2 separate regions of the Homo sapiens genome follow, and region 1 is linked to region 2. Evidence: read pairs that join two places in POLR2A ChIA-PET (ENCODE). Cell type or tissue: Panc1. All regions are shown on one strand. Links, peaks and the distances in the headings refer to the core of each region. The heading gives the core; the rest is flanking DNA.

What was found. Peaks named below come from ENCODE experiments on the same cell type or tissue, not always from the same donor. Only the 100,000 strongest peaks of a DNase experiment are listed, where the experiment ranks them.
Region 1: POLR2A ChIA-PET joins it to region 2 with 7 read pairs; 2 of 35 experiments call an interaction of 5 or more read pairs at or near these places.

Annotation. Positions count from the first base shown.
Region 1 is chr11:10,203,156-10,206,079 of GRCh38, reverse strand. All of the region lies in intron 1 of SBF2 (SET binding factor 2), which reads left to right. Among named protein-coding and RNA genes, the nearest start is that of SBF2, 90 kb to the left of the region's middle. In Panc1, for the core only: no CTCF peak of the experiment used is centred there; no DNase peak of the experiment used is centred there; H3K27ac peaks cover 692 bases.
Region 2 is chr11:10,023,176-10,026,099 of GRCh38, reverse strand. The region is part of intron 6 of SBF2 (SET binding factor 2); the gene reads left to right. Among named protein-coding and RNA genes, the nearest start is that of LINC02709, 270 kb to the right of the region's middle. In Panc1, for the core only: no CTCF peak of the experiment used is centred there; no DNase peak of the experiment used is centred there.

The DNA.
Region 1 (2,924 bases), core at 110-2,609, 180 kb before region 2:
TTCACTGCCCTGATGTCACTGGGGAGTACATGAGAGATTCTGACTCATGAGGACAAAGAGACTACCTGGGCCAGACTGCTTGTTACAGTGGAGTCTCTCTTACTGGTGTCCTCTGACTACCCCAGTGTTTCTGGATTGGGGAGGGAATTCTTAAGCCCATAGAAACAAAATGTCTGCCGAGGTTACTTGATACAGCGAGATACCTCTTGCTGGTGCTAGCTGGACACCTCAGTTTCTCTTGGTTGTGTAGGAGAGCCTTAGGCCTGTGATGACAAAGGCTTCCCAGGCCATCCTGCTTATTGTGATGGGGTCTCTCTTGCTGGTGATGCCTACTCACATGGTATCTGCCTTTGGGGAAAGGGAGTCAGGGCCAGGAGTGAAGGAAAGTGCTTTCCCTGGCTGCTTATTATCACTGTGGCTGTCTATCCCCTGCTCATGGTTCTGGGCTTTCCCTGTGTTGTTAGTGGAACTTCTGTTTGATCTGGGAGATGAGTGAGCCTACCTTGGCTGCCTTCTGTTGTTAACCTGGGGATTGGGACATGCTAGGCCTGGGTTGCCTTCTTCTGTTTGGTAGAGATAGGTAAGATGTCCTGCCATTGTGTTGTTCCTCCATTCCGAGGGTTACAAAACAGTTTACTTTCCTCTTACCACCTTTCAGAGTTCTCCTTTGGTTGCCTCCTGTGTTATTTATAGGCTTATACTTAGTGGGGAAGAGCAAGAAAAAATGAGTCTATACCATTGTGTCTGATCAGAGATTCATTAAAGAAAATCCTTTATTGACATATAATTTACATACCGTAAAGTTCATCCTTTTAAAATGTAAAATGCAGTGGTTTTAGTATATTCAAAGAGTTGTGCGACCATTACCACTATTTATTTATTTGTTTATTTATTTTAAACTCAATTTTATTTTAAGTTCTGGGATACATGTGCAGGACGTGTAGGTTTGTTAAATAGGTAAACATGTGCCGTGGTGGTTTGCTGCACCTATCATCCCGTCACCTACATATTAAACCCCACAAGCATTAGCTATTTTACCCTGATACTCTGCCTCCCCCCTCCCACCTCCCCCCAACAGGCCGCGGTGTGTATTGTTCCCCTCCCTATGTCCATGTGTTGTCATTGTTCAGCTTCCACATACAAGTGGGAACATGCGACATCACCACTATTTACTTAAAATGTTTCATCACCCCAAAGAAACCCTATATCCGTTAGCAATCACTCCCTTTACCCCCTTAAGCCCTTGTCAACCATGAATTTACTTCCTGTCTCTTTGAATTTGACTTTTCTGGGCATTTCATATAAATGGACTCATACAATATGTAGCCTTTTGCGTTTGGTTTCTTTCAATTAGCATATGGTTTTCAAGGATTATCCATGATACGTAGCATGTATCAGTACTCCATTCCTTTTTTTTTTTTTGAGATGGAGTGTTGCTCTGTCACCCAGGCTGGAGTGTAGTGGCATGATCTTGGCTCACTGCAACCTCCGCCTCCTGGGTTCACGCCATTCTCCTGCCTCCACGCCATTCTCCTGCCTCAGCCTCCTGAGTAGCTGGGACTACAGGAGCCTGCCACCACACCCAGCTAGTTTTTGTGTTTTTAGTAGAGACGAGGTTTCACCATGTTGGCCAGGATGGTCTCGATCTCTTGACCTCGTGATCTGCCTGCCTTGGCCTCCCAAAGTGCTGGGTAATATTACAGGCGTGAGTCACCACACCCAGCTTTCATTCCTTTTTAAGTTCAAATAATATTCGATTATATAGATATACTCAGCTTTTTTTTTGAAGGATATTTTCTCTGGGTATAAAACGTTTGGTTGATTTTTTTTTTTTTTTTTGCTTTCAGTATTTTAAAGATGTAGCTCCACTGTCTTCTAGCTTGTACTGTTTATAATGAGAAGTCTGCTGTCATTCTTATATTTGTTACTCTGCACAATGTATCTTTTTTCTCCAGCTGTTTTTAGATATTTATCTTTATATCTAAGTAATTTATTATGATATGCCTTTGTGAGTTCTGTGTGTTCTTCGTGTTTGGGATTTGATGAGCTTCTATGATCAGTGTGTTTATAGTTTTCATCAAATTTGGAAAAGTCAAATTTCATTAAATTTGGCCATTATTACTTCAGATATATCTCCATTCCCTCCATTCCATGCTGGGACTCCTGACTCCTGTTACATGCATATTAGGCCACTAGAAGTTGTTGCACAGCTCTGTTTTTGTTTTTTTGTCTTTTTCCCAGTCTGTTTCTCTGTTTCATTTTGGAAGTTTCTATCATATAACAACCATTAACCTTTTTTTCCTTGTAGTGTCTAATTCATTAGCTATATCCAATATATTTTTTACATTTATATTACTGAAAATATGCAACATAATGATAATTTAGAATATCTTTATCTACTAATTAATACCTACATCATTTTGGAGTCTATTTCAGTTGATTGATTTTTGTCCTCCTTGTGGCCCATACTTTTCTGCTTCTTTTCATGCCTAGTGATTTTTGTTTGCATGTTAGAGTTGTGAATTTTACTCTCTTGATTGCTGGATATTTCTGTGTTCCTGTAAATATTCTTGAACTTCGTTCTGAGATGTAATTAAGTCACTTGGAAATAGTTTGATCTTTTTGAGGCTCGTTTCCCAGCTTTGTTAGGTAGATCTACAGCAACATTTTATCTAGGGTTAATTTTTCACACTGAGGCAATAATACCCTCTGGGTTCTCTGCCTGATGCCTAGTGAATTATGCAAGTTTTTTCGTTTTTTCCTCTTGGCTGTTGGGAACAAAAACAGTCCCTGGCCTTGTGTGATTTCTAGGGATTGTCCTTTCTGTTCCTTTCGTGTGCTTCATTCAGCCTTCTGCAGGTCTCTGAACTTCTTTCTCCCTGTTAATCTCTCTTCTCTTTGATACTCTGTGAACCCTAACCTCT
Region 2 (2,924 bases), core at 152-2,651:
GATGTTTAGGTGCCAGAAGCATTTTTACCCCCAATACAATTAGCATTCCCACTGGAAAAAAAAAAAAAACTACTGTAGATAAAGTATAAATTTCTAAAACCCAAAGCTCTCTTCCAGTAATGGTGGCCTGTGTAATTCAGAATAATCCTCTTAACAATGACAACTTGAAAAGATACACAAATATAAAGAACATCCGCTAGACCAGGCACAGTGGCTCATGCCTGTAATCCCAGCACTTTAGGAGGCCAAGGCAGGTGGATCACTTTAGGGCAGGTGTTCGAGACCAGCCTGGCCAACACGCTGACACCCCATCTCTACTAAAAATAGAAAACAGTAGCGGAGCATGGTGGCAGGTGCCTGTAGTGCCAGCTACTCAGGAGGCTGAGGCATGAGAATCGCTTGAACCCGGGAGGAGGAGGTTGCAGTGAGCCAAGATCATGCCACTTCACTCCAGCCTGGGCGACAGAGTGAAACCCTGTCCCAAAATAAACAAATAAAATAAAAATAACATCTGCTTGAAGGCATCAGAGCCAGTAAATAATTGCCAAGCCATGATCCAGGAGAAAATGAAGTGAGCCAGACATTTGGGACCATTTTTTCCTAAGGGCCCTTGTTGATTTTGGAAGAAATGGCTGAGAAGCTGATCAGTACTATCGATATCTTATGGGGAAGAGGGAAAATTGGAATTTAAGTTTTACCAAGGTGGATTTTTTTTTTATATAAAGCTCTCATAATTTGAGTTGAGACCATAAAAGGCCACAGCCTGGGAGTGGGTAAATCAGAAGTAGACTGGCTCCCTCGGGAATTACAATACAGCTTGAAATCATTTCAGTTTCTTGAGTTGGATTAAGGTAATTCTTGATGCTACTGTCTATCCATCTCATAGAAGTAAAAGTATATCCTCTCTGAAACAAGATAACTACATTCTAGACCTCCAATTTGTCTATGAATTTTTATATACCTGCCCTGTACTCAATCAAAAATAACCAGAAACGTGAGGACCAAAACTATATGAAAGAAATGCAAAAGAAACCATAGACAATATGAAAGAACCACAGGGGCTCTAGCAAATAGAGTTATCAGATGCAGTTATTAAAATAACTATATTTGAAATAGTGAAGGAAATAAATAGTCAAGACTGAGAATTTGGGAGTGACATTAATCAGATAGAGGAATAGGAAATTCCAGCCCTCCCTCCGTGACAGAAACACTGATTTAACAAAGATTTACTGACAAAAATCCCTGCATGACAATTCCAGATTCTAGTCAAGAAATTACAGTACCTCAGACTTGCACAAAGCAGAGAATAGCAGCATTGAAATGTGTAAATAGAGCAATTTTATGTTACCTGTATCAGCCCCTTCCTCAACTCTCTCAGGCTTGGGGGTACAGGGAGGAGGGAAGAGTGGAGCTTGCATCCCAAATTCTGGCTGTTGAGGAAGCTGCCTAAGGGACTTGTTTCTGTGTTGCCTCTTTGGAAGCACAAGCAGGAGCTGACATAGTTTGGATGTCTGGGGGGCTGAGAACAAAGAAGGGGTTTGGGGAGATGCTTGCTGTGACCTGCACAGCTTGGTGTGATTGGAAGAAGGCACACAACTTGAGGCTTATCAACCTTGGCGAGAAGTGGGAGGAGCATTTTGTGTTGAGACTTCAGAGTGCTTCCCTGAGTACTGGTAAAAATGTGAATGAATTAGACCTCTTATTCATGGCTAATAGGAATATGAAATGGTACCACTATCTTGGAACACAGTTTGACTATTTTAAGTTTAAAAATGTTCATAAAAATATTTGTATATGAATGTTCATAGCCATTTTATTTATGGTAGTGAAAAACTGGAGACAAACTCAGTGTCCACCAGTGGTAAAGGATAATTGATTATGGAAATGGATAAAGCATCTGTGGTATGTTCATACAATGTAATACTACTAAGCTAAATGAAAAATGAATGGCTGATACACGCAACATAGATTAACCTGAAAATAATTATTTTGAATGAAAAATGTCAGAAAAATTATATACGGCATGATTCGGTTTCTCTAAAGTTCTAAAAAATGTGGTCTAATCTATGGTGATGGAAACAGGTCACTGGTTGTTTCATGGATAGGAAGAGCGAGATTACAAAGGGACATGAGGAAACTTTCTGGATGATATTTGTGTATACAGTCTTGATTGTGGTGATGGTTTTATAAGTATGTACATAAGTCAAAATGTATCAGATTCTTAAAAAAAAAGAAAAACATATATTCACACCAAAACTTGTATGTGAATGTTCATAGCAGCATTATTTATAAGAGTCAGAAAGTGGAAGCAATCCAAATGTCATTCAGCTGATGAATGGATAAACAAATTTTGATATATCCGCACAATGGAAAATTATTCAGCCGTAAAATGGAATGAAGTATTGATACGTGCTACAACCTGGGTGAATCTTGGAAACATGCTAAGTAAAAGAAACCAGGCACAAAAACCGTATATTATATGATTGTGTTTATGTGGAATGTCCAAAATAGGCAAACACATAGGGGCAAAACAGATTAGTGATTATAAGGGGCTCGAGGGATAGGGCCGTGAGAAATAACTGCCAGTGGGTGTGGGGTTTCTTTTGAGGAATGAAATTCTTCTGCAATTGGATACTAATGATGCTTGTACAACCTCGTGACTACACTAAAAACCACTGAATTGTATACTTTAAAATGGGGAATTTATGGTATGAGAATTAAGAAAAAATGTTACTGTTAGAGGCTTGTTAAAAGAACTCAGGAGCCATCTTGAAGAGGCTCACAACTGATCTAAGATGATAGAATTTGAGCTTCAAAAATTACAATAATTGCAGTTGGTTGAAACCCAGCAAATATTTTAAGATCCATGAATTCATAATATTAAAAAGGGATTGTCACCTACCTCAGAATATGATAAAGAACAA